Linked DNA regions of Homo sapiens: region 2 is linked to region 1. A link is a contact called in ENCODE Hi-C or POLR2A ChIA-PET data. All regions are on one chromosome and are shown on one strand. Each heading gives the region's core, a stretch centred on a gene start or an enhancer-like site at or near the end of the contact. The rest is flanking DNA. Distances are from core to core; before and after follow the strand shown. Region 1 has its middle 94 kb from the start of BANF2. Region 2 has its middle 68 kb from the start of SNORD17.

Evidence for each region. Hi-C counts contacts between places; a loop is a spot of excess contacts on that map. ChIA-PET counts read pairs that join two places held with the same protein, here RNA polymerase II (POLR2A). Pooled maps may share reads with other maps.
Region 2: a loop to region 1 is called in a map of ascending aorta, with 6 times the contacts of the local background. The contact joins two enhancer-like sites. A Hi-C loop is called at or near these places in 21 of 168 maps with a recorded cell type or tissue (HepG2, Right ventricle myocardium inferior, aorta and 13 more), 7 of 37 single-sample maps with no recorded cell type and 26 of 50 pooled maps. POLR2A ChIA-PET finds 5 or more read pairs at or near these places in 4 of 52 experiments (K562, PC-3, WTC11 and 1 more).

Annotation. Positions count from the first base shown.
Region 1 is chr20:17,789,635-17,797,571 of GRCh38, reverse strand. No RefSeq gene overlaps it. Among named protein-coding and RNA genes, the nearest start is that of BANF2, 94 kb to the right of the region's middle. RefSeq lists an enhancer at 6,179-6,348. Within about 2 kb of position 2,956, at least 6 of the 41 ENCODE cell types and tissues checked have a DNase peak (open chromatin) inside an H3K27ac peak, as active enhancers do; they include right lobe of liver and uterus, where a contact is called at or near this core.
Region 2 is chr20:17,891,023-17,898,959 of GRCh38, reverse strand. No RefSeq gene overlaps it. Among named protein-coding and RNA genes, the nearest start is that of SNORD17, 68 kb to the left of the region's middle. RefSeq lists enhancers at 2,980-3,119, 2,774-3,450. Within about 2 kb of position 3,204, at least 26 of the 41 ENCODE cell types and tissues checked have a DNase peak (open chromatin) inside an H3K27ac peak, as active enhancers do; they include right lobe of liver and uterus, where a contact is called at or near this core.

The sequences.
Region 1 (7,937 bases), core at 1,707-4,206:
CAACTGAAATGTCTTTTTTTGGTCAGGACCCTTTTGGTTGCAAGTGACAGAAATGCAACTCAAATAAACATAAAGGGAATGTGTTTGTGTTGACTCTAGTAACCACCAGATTCCAAAGTCATAGCTGGATTCAGTGGCTCTGATGATATGGGCTCTCTCTCTCATCTCATCTTACCTCTATTTACCTTCATTCTGCATGCAAGCTCTGTTCACGTGGCAGACAAAATGCCAGGCATTTGCAGCCCCACCCTGCCAGTGAATAACCCAGGTGTACAAGCTTCATTTACGGTCTCTCCCATATCAACCTCAGAGTGTTTGATGTGGTGGAGTTGGGTGTCGTGATTTTCAAACCCACCAGAACTGTGTCATGAATGGGACCTCCCCAGAGGAACCAGCAGAAGAGGAATAGAAAAGCAGCCTGGAAAGAAAGTTGCTTGGCTGCTATTAGCCCTGTCAGCTTCCTGCTCATTGACAGGGATAGTTCTTGTATTGCATTATCGGATGCTCCGTAGCTGCCGGCAGCTTTAACCCTCTCATCCTCTTCCATGGTGTTGGGATGGGGGACACATGCATGTTCTTGCTTCCTTTCCAGCCACTCCCTTTCCTAAATCCAAATGTATCTCTGATTTAGATGCAGTGGTACATGCCTGTGATCCCAGCAACTTGAGAGGCTGACGCAAGAAGATTACTGGAGGCTAGGAGTTCAAGACCAGACAGGGCAACATAGTGAGGCCCCATCTCTAAAAAATAAAAATTACAATTAAATGTATCTCAGGATGCCCCTGACACAAAGACTTGAGCTTAGGCCATTTATTTGAGAGATGACCCCAGGATGCACTGGGAGGGAAGAAGTGAGGCAGGGAAGGAAAGAAAATCAAGAAGGGGGTGTATTAGTGAGAGAAGGAAATAGGGCTCAGGTATCCCTGTGGGCCTTCTAAGACACTGTATAAAGTTTTATCAAACCAAACTATCCCTCAAAACTGTACACAGAAAGGCAAGGACACAAGAGTCCTTTTCACTACCTCCTAGCAGTCCTCCTTGCTTGGAGGCTGCCCCTAGGAGCAGTCTTGCCCTGGTTTCTCTAGCCTGTGTTGAGTGTGAGCTGAACACTCTGGGGTGGGAGGTACTGGGGCAGGGGCATAGAGAACACCCGAAGAGATAGATGCAGGTGCTGGAAAGAGCCCTTGGCATGGCCTGGACTGCCAACAGCAGCTGTAAGTGACCTCCAGAGTGGACCTGGGCATGTGGGCTTTGGCTGTCATCTGTTATTTAACTGAATGTTGCAACAGCCCATGAGGTAAGCATTACTCCATTTAAGAGCCAAGTAACTGACGCCCAAGCAATTTCAAAGCTCTGCTACCAGACATACTCTAACAGTAGAAAGTCTGATTTTTAAAAATGACCTAGTTTACAGAGTCCAGGGTTTTAAAAGTTTCTTCCAAAACCTCAACCTGCATCCTGTTTTCAGAGTTGTTACTACAGTTGCTTATTAATCAAGATTAATAAAGACCATGGCAGTTATTATCTGATAGTCACAGCTGTTGAGAATCTTAGGAAATAGACACATGGGTGAGAAATACCAGAGCTTGATGCTTGATTGGCATTAGCCTTATGGGGCTCATGAGATAGTGACCATGGTGCTTGCAAAGCATTTCTTGCTGAAAAAGGGAAGCTACAGCTTAATGCTGGGGCTACTTCATGCCCGACCATGACCAGGATCTGTCAGGCAGTACTCTCTGAAGCCAGTCTCCTAATTTTTCAGACATCACAAATGCGACTTTTTTTTATAGTTGTGAAAGCCCCCAAAACATCAATTCTCACAAATCGAGGACTGGCTGGGGCCCTGGCTTCTGACCCTTTGCTCTCCAGGGACCATGAAAATTATTTGGCTTAGATGTGTGGTGATGAGGCAATGGAATAAATGCAGCTTTCCATTTTGCTGCAGAGTAACATGAAGAAGCCGGTTGACAAGCAACTCTCTGGCCAGTTCTGTGGCCTTGGGCAAATCGCTTAACCTCTCTGGGATCCAGCTGTTTGTATGTGAAATGAAAGTGTTTGGTTAATCAAGCAGCTAATCTGGGGCACTTGTGCTGCCACTCCTCTCTCCCTGCCCACGGCATAGGGTACTATTATGGCACTTTCCCTCCAAGCTAGATGTTGGCCTCAGAATCCTCAACACAGCAAATCAGGGAATCATCACTGAGCACTCAGAGTTGGCAGATGGGTTTGAAACCTGTCTGCCCTCCCTGGCCTGGATGATCTCTAAAGTTCCTTTAATTCTAACTTGTTGGATTCTGGGAACATGTAAACCAGGGGTCTGCAAACTACACCCAAAGGTCAAAGCTGGCCCTCTGCCTGTTTGTGTAAATAAAGTTTTATTAGAACACTGCCATTCAAAGGCCCATTCATTTATGCATTGTCTATGGCTGCTTTCATGCTACAATGGTGGAATTGGGTTGTTGTAATAGAGACCACATGGCCTGTAAAGTCTAAAATATTTTCTTTCAGGTCCTTAATAGAAAAAGTTTTGCCACCTTGTGATTAAATTTCCCTCCTTCCCTCCATCTTGTCCTCCAGGTCATGAGGGAAATTCCTCTTTGTCTCTGAGGGGCCTGTGTGGCTGAGCAATGCTCCAAGTGCCTGTGGGCCTTCTGCATCCCTAAGTCAGGAGAAGAGCAGGAGAAAAGCCAATAGGAAAATACAAGGAATGAAGACATTGTGGCAGAGATAGAGGTAGGGGGAGGCAGATGGGTGGGGAGCCGGGGTTCTCAAAGAAAAGGTCAAAGGGCACCCAGAGGAGAGGACCAAGGCATCCTTTTGTGCTGTCACTGAATGGCCACGGTGGTACTTACAGACCTCCTCCAGCCAACCTATCCTGGCATCCAGTTGGGGGCTGAGCCACCTTGTTTGGTTCTGTGCTCCAAGAACCCTGGCATGGCTGGCTGCCCGCTGGCTTCCGCCAGTAGTTTGGCATGAAAAGTGCTGGCTTGGGGCCTTTTTTCATGAAGAAAACAATTGCCTTTTCCTGGTCTGTGGACAACCACTGCTGCCTGCCTGGACATTGGCAGGAATGTTAAATTGCACCCTTGATGGCTGCCCTAGAAGCTGGGGTCTAGGAAATGTCCCTACAGCTATGTATGCTGGGCTACCATATCCATTTTCTCTCTGTGGGGTCAAAATCCAGTGCCTCAGCAATGAATCCTGCAGCGTCTTATATGAATTATTGGTGAATGTAATGAACTGTACACCCTCATCTCTTCTCCCACTTCCAGGCCCACTGAGGTCCTTTTCCAAGGTCTGTGTGCTTTGCTGTGAATGGCTCACCCCTGATACCTTCAGGGACCTGCCCTTGGGCACTGGGGCTCCCGGGCAGCCCATGGCCACAACTGGTGGTCATGTGGACAAAGGCCCAGCTCCTTTGCTGTCACCCCCACTCCAGGGTTCCCTGCAGGATTAGGCACTGGGACTTTGTCAAGCTCAGGTGCATACAATTCAGGGCAACTCCAAGCCCTGATTCAGGGGCTTTTATAATAGATTCAGACTGTTTATTACTTACACAGACAATGAAGAGTAAGCCAAAGGTACCAGTGCCCCAGGTCCTCATTCGGCATATCAGAAAGGAGGGCACCCAAACAAGAGAGGCCGAGTGACTGTCATGTGAGCTGGGGGATGCCCCTTGGCTGAGATGCCAATTCTAGACTGAGGCTGAGCAGAGGCAGGATGGGGAGCCCCATCACTCAGCAGAACCCAGAAGGGATGACAAACAGACCCACGGCGGCTCTCTAGGGGCTGGGAGGCGATGGGGAGATGGCCTGGAACTCTGCAGCCTCTGCCTCTCACCCACTTCTGATCCAGGAGGACCACGAAGCATTCCGCCAGCACTCAGCGTGTTCAATTCCTGTTGCTGCTCCAACAAACCATCACAGATTAGTGGCTTCACACAAAGTTATCTTACAGTACTGGAGGTCAGAAGTCCAAAATGGGCTTCCCTGGGCTAAAATCAGGGTGTCAGCAAGGCTGGTTCCTTCTGGAGGCTCTAGGGGAGAATCCTTTTTCTTGCCTTTTCCAGTTTCTAGAGGGCACCTGCATTCCTTGGCTAGTGGCCCCAGCAAGCACATCCCTCCAACCTTTGCTTCTGTCCTCACATCTCCCTCTCACTGCCCCTTGTGATTACATTGGGCCCATCTGGGAAATCCAGGAAAATCTCCCCATCTCAACATCTTTAATTTACTCAACATCCTTTTTGCATATAAGGTAACATATTCACAGATTCCATGGATTAAGACACAGATGTAGGGGTGCGGGGCGTTATTTCACCCACCACATTCAGATTGGCTGTGGGTCAAGCCTTCGCCTCCGTGGCCTATTTGGATACACGTGAGATCTCCAGGGCACCACAGAGGAGCCGGTCCCATGCAGACCGCAGCTGAAACAGATGCCTCTTTAACCCCTTCCCTTTCCTTGTCCTGCTTCTCTCCTGCCCAAACTGGTTTCCCTTGAGGGTGCTTCCTTCATAAACATCTGCATGGAGTCTTAGGAAGCTGCCCTGAGACAGTGGGGGACCCCATGTGCAGGAAAGTATAACTTCAGTGGCTGGTGCTTCCTCTGTGCCCCTTACCTAGGATTGCAGGCTACGAGTCCAGCTCCTCCCTTAATTACGGAGAAGCCTGGATGAAATTTCTGAGGGTTTAGGTAAGGCTGACTCTGAGGGAGGGGAGGTTGGGTGGAAATGTCCCAGACACAGAAGTGTGCAGTCTAAGGAAGACTCAGCAGGGCTTTCGGGAAGCCCCGTGTCTCTCAGAAGTGAGCCTGCCTCAGTATCTCCACCATGTTCGGTCACTGGCAGGTGCAGCCTGTGGCACAGCCTCTGTGCATATGTGGTGTCCTTACACTCCCTGAATTTGGAAGCCTCATGGCTCCTGCAGAATGGTGGGGTAAACAGGACATAGAATTTGAACTTCATCACTGGTAGGCTGGGAAACTCCTAGGAGGATTTAAGCAGAGGGATGACATGACATGGCTGGATTGACCATATTGAATGGTCACTCTGGTTGCAGAGGGGAGAATGGACGTGGTGGGGCCTGAGAGGGGGCAGGGAGGCCAGAGGGGAGGCTAAGTCATTGTCCAGGGGACAGGTGAAGGTAGTGGGCCTGTACGACTCGTGTTCTCAGGATCCCGGAAGGAATGCTTTCGGAGAGCAGAGCAGAGACCTCAGCTCAGCTGCCTGCCTCACCTCCTGGGTTCCCAAATCCCACAGGGTCTGCCGTTTCCTACCCTGCCCACCTCCTTTCCCATGTCCTTCCCCCTTGCCCATGCCCTTCATGCTTCACCCGAGGCACACCCTGCCCTGGCATTTCCCAAATCCCTCCATACTCTGCATTTCTACTCCCAGCTCTCTCCCCAAAGAACAGATTGCCCCTGTTTTCCAAAACTCTCCTGCATCACTTGTTAGAAGTGCAGATTCTGTTAGCCAGGCATGGTGGTGCGTACCTGTAGTTCCACCTACTCCAGAAGCTGAGGTGGGAGAATCACTTAGCCCAGGAGCTGGAGGCTACAGTGAGCTGTCACCGTGCCACTGCAATCTAGCCTGGGCAACAGAGTGGGACATTGTCTCTTAAAAACACACACACACACAAACCCAAAGCATGGATTCTGGAGTCCCACTGCTGATCTACTGAATCAGATACTCTGGGCAGAGGTTGCAGGAGCAGCAATTTGTGTTTTAAAAAGCCCCTCCCCCACCCCCCGCCGGGCCCAAGGGATCCTGATGCGGCTCAAGTTTGAGAACTCCTGTTGTACACACCCTGGAATCATCTGGGTAATTCTTTTAAAAATCTCATTACCTGGGTCCCAACCCAGACCAATCAAATCAGGATCTCTGGTAGGACCCGGCTTCAATGCTTTTTTGAGCTTCTCAAGTGATTCTCATGTGCAGCCAAGATTGAGAGCTGCTGTATCTGTGGTGAGTGGCCTGTGTGTGTGGCCCGCACCCAATCCATTCCACAGACATCCATCGAGCCCTGACAACATGTTCCACGTGGAGTCAGGTGGGCCATGAGAATGCAGAGATGTGTCTCCCTGGGGTTTTGGTGTGTGGACAAGGGACTGCAGCTCTGTGTGTGTTGCCATCTGTGCGGAGGGAGAAAAGGTGTGGGAGGAGAACAACACCCAAGACAGGCTTTTAAGAGAAGCCATTAAAAGTTGAGGAAGTTGGGCTGGGCGCGGTGGCTCATGACTGTAATCCCAGCACTTTGGGAGGTCCAGGCGGGCAGATTAAGAGGTCAGGAGTTTGAGACTAGCCCGACCAACATGGTGAAACCCCTTCTCTACTAAAAATACAAAAAATTAGGCAGGCATGGTGTCGTGTGCCTGTAATACCAGCTACTCAAGAGGCTGAGGCAGGAGAATCACTTGAACCCAGGAGGCGGAGGTTGCAGTGAGCTGAGATTGCACCATTGCACTCCAGCTTGGGTGACAGAGTGAGACTCCATCTAAAAAAAAAAAAAAAAATTGAGGAAGTTGCAGCTTCTGAGAGGTCGGCATCCTCATGTCCTGCCTTCCCATTTGGGAATGCAGGATGTCAGCCTGACCCTGAGTGCTTAGGATGGGTCCAGTAACTATCTGGATAACCCCAAATCGTGAACCTGAATGTGGCTCTCTGGTTCATAACCTACAATCACACTGTCCCCTGACCCCTTGCAGGCTAAGCACACTTCTAAGAGTTGGGGGTTAAGGCCTGGGAGATAACGTCAGGAATTTGCTATCATGCCCACTAGAAGGGAAGCCCCTGTGCCCTGTGCCAGTGGCAGAGAGGGGAGCATGGTGGGTGACCACTGACATCTCCAGGCTATCAGAAGGCTGCTGTGGGACTATCCTGATTTCTGGAGGCAGAGCTCAGAGTAGTCTCTTGGTCCAAGCCCCTCTATTAGAAAAGGTCATTTATATCTGGAAAAACTGTGAGGCAATGAAACTCTAGAACAAAAATTATGCGGGTCCCTGGGCGCTTGTCTTCTCCCAGTTCCTTCCTACTGTCTTCCTTTTTGCCAGGAGGCCTTTCCAGGGAGGGTGCCGGGTGGACAAATCTTGAGTGCTGAGAGCTATGATTTCGTGGGGAAGCCCAGCTGTGCATGTGGTCTTGAAAAAAGAAGTGCCTTGAGGTAGAATTCTTGTTTGGGTTTTGGCAACATCAGCCCAAATAGGATTTGCATCCTTTCTTGTAGAGGAGCTCAGAGCTGTGGTAAAATTACTCCTTCTGGCCTCCAGCTCAGATATGGGATCAGCAGGAGCTGTGGCCTGGGCTGGGAAACAGAAGCCTCCTGTTTAGTGGCCAGGCTGAGGCTTGGAGTGCTCTGATGGAAGGGGAGTTGGCAAGGGTCGGAGGCCTTTCCTGCAAATTTGGGTGGGTACCTTAGTTGGATTCCTCAAAAGCAGAGCTGAGCAAGAACTTAGATGCAGGTGGTTTATCTGGGTGGGGATCCCAGCAGGCAAGGGTGCGGTGTGGGGAGACTGAGAGGGGGAGGATGCTTCATTGAGAGGCTTCATGAGGTGGGCATGGCAGCTCCATCCACAGAGGAAGCATGTAGAATTCTCCCACTAGAAGGGTGTCACCTCCCAGAATTGTGCCTTTGTGTGGACTTTGCTGCCTCTCAAGGCTTCAGGAAAAACCCCACAATGGGAGAGCAGAGAGATGCTGCAGCACAGCTGAGAAGGGATGTGGGCCGTGCACACGCACTGACCCCCCACAGCCAGGCTGAAATCAGGGGGCGAAAGGGCCAGGGCCAGGTGACAGAGCATCAGTCACAATGGTCAGATATGCTGGTTCTTACTCAGGCCCAAGACCAAATCTCAGTGGTACCATGTGCTATCTCTGCGGCTTTGGGCAGCTTTTTTACCTTGGAAAACCTCAGTTTCCCCATCTGTAAAATGGAGTTGATAAC
Region 2 (7,937 bases), core at 1,955-4,454, 100 kb before region 1:
AACTCCTGACCTCAAGTGATCTGCTCGCCTTGGCCTCCAAAAGTGCTAGGATTACAGGCGTGAGCCACTGCGCCTGGCCTTGGATGGGCTTTTGTAACCTAGTATGTCTTCCTGGTGCCTTATCCATGATTGTTTCTTGGTATGGGATTTTTCTCCCACTCTTGGGAATCTCCTGGTATTCCACCGATGGCTGCTGAAACCCAGTCCCTGGCTGGTTCCAGTGTCTGATTGTGCTAGGTTGTAATTCCATGTGCTGCCAGGAGGTGTCTCTCCCTAACACCTGATGCTGCCGCGGCTGAAAAGTTGGTTTCTGTGTGACAAGTGAGAACAGTGTTGAAGTCAATTTTGTGTTTGAAGTTTTATCTTAAAAATAAGTTAACTTTGAATAAAAAATTATCTTGGTCAGTGAAGGGTATGTAAATTTTTTTTTGTTTATTTTTCATTTTTTGTATCTTCATGAACACATGTAAAAGTTTTTGGAACGGCATTGTCCAATAGAACTTTTTGCCGTGTTAGAAATGTTTTACAATCTGCTCTGTCCAATAATTGTAGCCACAAGCCACATGGAGCTAATCAGCAGTTGAAATGTGGCTAGTGAGACTGAGGAACTGAATTTCAGATTTTACTTAATTCTAATTAATTAATTAATTAACTGATTAATTTTTAGAGACAGAGCTCAGCTTGGTTGCCCAGGCTGGAGTGCAGTGGCATGCCATAGCTCACTGCAGCCTCAAACTCCCAGTCAAGCTAGGACTATAGGCAAGCATCACCACACCCAGCTCATTTTAAAATTATTTTTTCTAGGGATGGATCTCACTGTGTTGCCCAGATTGGTCTTGAACACATGGCCTCAGGCAATTCTCTGCTTTGATTTGCCAAAGTGCTGGGATAACAGGCATGAGCCATCATGCCCAGCCTTATTAAATTTAAACAGCTACATGTGGTCACTCTATGGAGCAGCATAGCTTTATAATAATTTTTTAAAATTAATTAGTTTAATTGACACATTATCATTGTACATAGGTATGGGGTGCAGTTTGATATTTTAATACATATATTGTATAATGGTCAAATTAGGGTAGTTAGCATGTCAATCACCTTAGGCATTTATCATTCCCTTGTGGTGAGAACATTCAAAAGCCTCTCCTCTAGCTATTTTGTAATATACAATATCTTACTGTTAACCATAGCCACCCTACTGTGTAACAGAACCCCAGAATTTATGCCTCCCATCTAATTGTAATTTGTACCTGTTGACCGACCTCTCCCCATCCTCCCCTCTCCCCTGCCCTTCCCAGGCTCTGGTAACCACTGTTGGACTCTCTGACTCTTCTTCTATGAGATCAATTTTTTTTTTTTTTTTTTTTAGATTCCACATATGAGTGAGATCATGCAGTATTTGTCTCTCTGTGTCTGGCTTATTTCACTTAATATGATGTCCTCCAAGTTCATCCATGTTGTTGAAAATGACAGGATTTCATTTTTTTATGGCTGGTACAATTATTTTTGTTTCTATTATTTCAGCAAAGGAGAATCAGGAGAGAAAATATCAGAACAGAGTACAGCCAGTCAGTCTCCTTACCAGTGTCAGGGCAGATTAGTGTAAGACTGTGGGGTTCTAGAGATTTGTGGGTCAATTCTGGCCTTGCCACTTAATAGCTGCTGTGACGTTAGGTAAGTGAGTTCATCTCTCTGAGCCTCAGTTTCTTTATCTGTAGATTGGGGATTGTAATGGCAACCTCAGAAGACTACTGTGAGGACTGAGTGAAGTACTGTGTACATCACTCAGGGTATGGGAGCATTGACTTACATAGTGAGTGCTCAGCAAAAGTCCCTCTGCCCCTGTTGGTGGTGATGGTGGCAGTGACAGCGGATTTATTATTCACCAAACTAGTCTTCCTGCTCACTGTCTCTACAGGGGCTAAATCGGGGGAGGACACAGTCCAAGGTCAAGAGCATCAAGCAAAGAATTAGTCAGCAGTCAGCCTAGGAGTCAGGCTGTTGTGTCAACTGCATTAACCCAGAGGTCAGAAGCAAAGGGACTTACAGAAAAATTCTAAGAACAGAACAAAAGGATTTTTTTTTAAACTCTTCATCAAGATTCCCCAAATATTAACATTTTTGCCACATTTGCCTTACTGTTTTCTCTGTCTGTGTGTACAAATATATATATTTTTCTGAATCATAAGAGAGTAAATTGCAGATGTGATGCCCTCTATCTCCCAAAGCTTCAGTGTATAATTCCTAAAAAGTAAAGGACATTCTGCTACACAGCCACAGTGCAGTGACTAAGTCAGGAAACGAACACTGATTCAATACAATTAGCTAATCTACAGACCGTATTCAGATTTAGATGTCACCAACTGTCCCAGTAATGTCCTTTATAGCAACACAATATCCCAGATCACGTGCTGCAGTTGGTTGCCCTGTCTCTAATCTCCTCCAATCGGCGACAGTTCCTTGGGCTTTCTTTGTCTTTCCTGACCTTGACATTTTTGAAGAGTCCACGCAGTTTTCTTGTAGAATGTCCTTCAGTTTGGGTCTGCCTGATGTTTCCTCATGATAAGCCTCAGGTTGTGTATTCTTGGCAAGAATACTGGGAAAATGATGCTGTGTTCTCAGTGCATCAGATGAGCGGGGACATGAGGTCCCTTTCTTAGTTTGGGAGAATAAATTCTGATGAAAAATATTCCCAGTGAGAAGGAAAATCGAGAGGATCTCAGGAGGCTGGTGTGGTTTGCACAAGCAACTGTGCTTCGCTCACATTTTCAAAGGACAGAAGCAAAGGGTGGAAGGCAGAGAACTCCACTCAGAGAGCGAGAGAACGGAGAGAAGAGCGGCTGAAAAGCTGGCTCCAGAAACGAGCTGAGGCCCTGAAAAATGCTGAAGGCAACCAAATAGGCTTCTAAATTGCTTACTTAAAAAACACTCATTCGTTTTCCTGACAATAAAAAATAGAATGTGGTCATTGTGGAAAATACAAACGTATAAAGAAGGAAACAGTAACTCCCTGCATCCTACACCCAGCTGTAGCCACGGCTAATATTTTGGGTATTTTCCCTCCCCACCTCCAGGAAAGGTTTTTAAAGCTGCGCTTGGAGCATGAAACAAAATGAGAAAGACTTCAGCTTCTCGGCGTGGGGAAGGTGATGTCATGCCAGCGGGGGCGGCGGAAAGGGCTGCCTGTGCTTCCCCTTCACTCTCGGGACGCGGCTGTGGGCTGGGCAGGAGGGAGCCAAGTCTGGGGTGCACTGGGGAGCCCAGAACCACTGCTATGCTCTGCAAAACTCTGAGGCGCTTCCAAAAGTTTGGAGCTGGGCATGTATTTTACTGATTTCTAAAAATCGTAAGCGGTTGTTCGGGGGGAGGAGAAGGGTGTTGGGGTGACGGGGTGTCCGCGCTGGAGACTCAGCTGTGTGCGCCCTGATTCAGACGAGGGAGGCCTTCCAGGTGGGGGTGGGCAGGGAGCTTCTGGGGAAGAATGCATCCTGAGGGCGGAGAGCTACAGGGTAAGGGGGCCAGGCTGTCGGCATTAGAGGGGTGTCTGCGTTTGGCTGCAGCCCAGCCCGCAGGCTCCAGAGTCTGGGAGCCGCGAAGGAGCCGCCCTTATCAGGCAGTAGGGCGAGCTGCCCCAGGGGACAGTCTCTGTGCTGAGGGCATTCCTCGACCTGGGTCGTGGCGCCTACTAGCAGGGGGTTCCAGGATTCCCAGGGCAGAGCTGTCCGGTGTGAGGTGTCCAGCTGGCTTGAGGCCTGTGGCCCTGAAGGCCGGGTGGGCCAGGAGGCTGAGAGGCAGCCACCTTTAAAGGGAGCCAGAGCAGGGAGGGAAACGGAGCTCTTCCCCTGCCGTCCTGGCGCTGTTCCTGCCAATAGACAAGGCAGATGTGTACAATGATTATAGTCTTTTTGTTTGTTTTAAGAGACAGCCTTGCTGTGTTGCCCAGGCTGGAGTGAGTGCAGTGGCTTGTTCATAGCTCACTGCAGCCTGGAACTCCTGGGCTCAGGGGATCCTCCCACTTCAGCTTCCCAAGTAACTGGGACTACAGGTGTGTGCCACCATGCCCTGCTAATTTTTTTTTTTTTTTTTTGAGACGGAGTTTCGCTCTTGTTGCCCAGGCTGGAGTGCAATGGCGGGATCTCAGCTTACTGCAACCTCTGCCTCCCAGGTTCAAGCGATTCTCCTGCCTCTCGGCCTCCCGAGTAGCTGGGATTACAGGCATGTGCCACCACTCCCGGCTAATTTTATATTTTTAGTAAAGACGGGGTTTCTCCATGTTGGTCAGGCTGGTTTTGAACTCCCGACCTCAGGTGATCCGCCTGTCTCGGCCTCCCAAAGTGCTGGGATTACAGGTGTTAGCCACTGCACCCAGCCACCCCACTAATTTTTAAATTATTTATTTATTTAGAGACAGAATCTCACTCTGTCACCCAGGTTGGAATGCAGTGGCACCATCATAGCTCACTGCAGCCTCAACCTCCAGGGTTCCAGGGATTCTCCTGCTTCAGCCTCCCAAGCAGCTGGGACTATAGGCGTGGGCCAGCCCATCAGACTAATTTTTTTTTTCAGATCCTCACATCTCAGATGAACATCCAGCTAATTTTAAAAAGTTTTGTAGAGATGGGGTCTTGCTATGTTGACCAGGCTGGTCTCGAACTCCTGGGCTCAAGCAACTCTCCTACCTCAGCCTCCCAAAGTGTTAGGATTACAGGTGGGAGCCATCACACCACCCAGCCTGATTATAACATTTTAACTGTGGGCCAGGCACTGTGTTAAGTCTAAGTCTGCGTATGTTCAAAGTAGCCTTTGCAACTGGTCTATCGAGGTAGGTATTTATCATTCCTGTTTTACAGAGGACTCAAAGGTAAATGATATGGCAGATGTGGTCAGTGCCCCAATGTCTCCCGGGCACTGGGAGGTGACCTCAGACCATTCCATGTGTGCCTGTGGCTCCCTGTATCTCTCTACAGGGCATGCTCTATGGCCCTTGGAGTGTGGGGAGTTAACACCTCAAGAGTGATTCTCAGCTGGTGGGCGAGGGATGGGAGTTGTATGAAAACCCCAGGGTGCTTGCTCCTTGATGAGACAATTTTATTTTTAATTGTAGTAAAAAAAACACATAGCATAAAATTTACCATCTGAACCATTTATAAGTGTATAGTACAGTAGTATTAACTGTTTGCACCTTGTTGTGTAATAGAACTTTTCATCTTGCAAAACTGAAACTCTATACCCATTAAATAACTCCCCATTCCCTCTCTCTGCAGGCCCTGGCAACCACATTCTACTTTCTGTCTGTGAATTTGACACTTTAGGTACCTTGTATGCAGTATGTGTCCTTCTGTGACTGGCTTATTTCACTGAGCATAATGTCCTCAAGATTCGTCCATGTTGTAACGTGTATCTGAATTTCCCTTTTTTTTTTTTGTATTTTTAGTAGAGATGTGGTTTCACTATGTTGGCCAGGCTGGTCTTGAACACCTGACCTCATGATCCACCCGCCTCAGCCTCCCAAAGTGCTGGGATTACAGGCATGAGCCACTGCATCCAGCCAGCATTTATCCTTTCTTTGTGTTACAAACAATCCAGTTATACTCTTAGTTGTCTTTAAATGTATAATATACTATTGTTGACTGCTGTCAGTTTGTTGTGCTATCAAATATTAGATCTTATTTATTCTATCTAACTATATTTTTGTATCCGTTAACCATCCCCACTCTACCCCCACCCCACTACCCTTCCCAGCCTCTGGTAACCATCCTTTTACTCTCTATCACCATGAGTTCAATTGTTGTAATATTTAGCTCCCACAAATAAGTGAGGACATGTGAAGTTTGTCTTTCTGTGCATGGCTTGTTTCACTTAACATAAGAACCTCCAGTTCCGTTCATGTTGTTGCAAATGACAGGATCTCATTCTTTTTTATGGCAGAATGGTACTCCATTGTGTATATGTACCACATTTTCTTTATCCAATCATCTGTTGATGGACACTTAGGTGGCTTCCAAATCTTGGCTATTGTGAACAGAGCTGCAACAAACATGGAAGTGCAGATATCCTTTCATTATGCTGATTTCCTTTTTTGGGGGTATATTTTTAGCAGTGGAATTGCTGGATCATATGGTAGTTCTATTTTTAGTTTTTTGAGGAACCTCCAAGCTGTTCTCCCTAGTGGCTGTACTAATTTACATTCCCACCAACAGTGTACAAGGGTTCCCTTTTCTCCACATCCTTGACAGCATTTGTTATTGCCTGTCCAAAAGACAAAAGCCATTTTAACTGGGGTGAGATGACCTCTCATTGTAGTTTTGATTTGCATCTCTCTGATGACCGATAATGTTGAGCACCTTTCAATATGCCTGTTTGCCATCTGTATGTTTTCTTTTGAGAAATGTCTATTCAGATCTTTTGCCCATTTTTGGTTGGATTATTAGATTTTTTTCTATAGACTGGTTTGAGCTCCTTATATGTCCTGGCTATTAATTCTTTGCCAGATGGATAGTTTGCAGATATTTTCTCCTATTCTGTGGGTTGTTTCTTTATTTTGTTGATTGTTTCCTTTGCTGTGCAGAAGCTTTTTAACTTGATGTGGTTTGTCCATGTTTGCTTTAGTTGTCTGTGCTTGTGGGGTATTATTCAAGAAATCTTTGCTCAGTCCAAAGTCCTGGAGAGATTTTTTCCCAATGTTTTCTTTTAATAGTGTCATAGTTTCAGGTCTTAGATTTAAGTCTTTAATACGTTTTGATTTGATTGTTGTATATGGCAAGAGATAGGGGTCTAGTTTCATTCTTCTGCATATGGATATCCAGTTTTCCCAGCACTATTTATTGAAGAGACTGTCCTTTCCTCAATGTATGTTCTTGGTACCTTTGTAAAAAATGAGTTCACTGTAGATGTATGGGTTTTTTCCTGGGTTCTCCATTGTTTTCTGTTGGTCTACGTGTCAGTTTTTATGCCAGTGCTGTGCTGTTTTGGTTACTATAGCTCTGTAATATAACTGGAAGTCAGGTTATGTGATTCCTCCAGTTTTGTTCTTTTTGCTGAGGATATCTTTGGATACTCTGGGTCTTTGTGGTTCCATATATATTTTAGGATTTTTTTTTCTATTTCTGTGAAGAATGTCATTGTTATTTTGATAGGGATTGTATTGAATCTATAGATTGCTTGGGATAGTATGAACATTTTGACAATATTGGTTATTTCAATTCATGAACATGTAATATCTTTTCATTTTTTGGTGTCTTCAATTTCTTTCATTAAGATTTTGTAGTTTTCATTGTAGAGCTCTTTCACTTCTTTGGTTAAGTTATTTCCTAGGTATTTTATTTCATTGGTAACTATTGTAAATGGAATTACTTTCTGGATTTCTTTTACAGATTGTTTGCTGTTGGCATATAGAAATGCTACTGATTTTTGTATGTTTTTTTTGTATCCTGCAACTTTACTGAATTTATCAATTCTAATAGTTTTTGTTGATGGATATTTTTTGTTTGTTTGTTTCTTGTTTTTTGTTTGAGACGGAGTTTTGCTCTTGTTGCCTAGGCTGGAGTGCAATAGCGCCATATTAGCTCACTGCAACCTCCACCTCCAGGTTCAAGCAATTCTCCTGCCTCAGCCTTTCAAGCAGCTGGGATTACAGGCACCCGCCACCACACCCAGCCAATTGTTTGTATGTTTAGTAGAGATGGGGTTTCACTGTGTTGGCCAGACTGGTCTTGAACTCCTGACCTCAGATGATCCACCCACCTCGGCCTCTCAAAGTGCTGGGATTACAGGTGTGAGCCACCATGCCTGGCTGATATTTACTTTTTTAAACATTTAATTGTTATTTTTGTAAAAATAGAGATGAGGTCTCACTGTATTGCCCAGGCTGATCTCCAATTCCTGAGCTAGAGTGATCCTCCAGCCTTGGCTTCCCAAAATGCTGGAATTACAGGTGT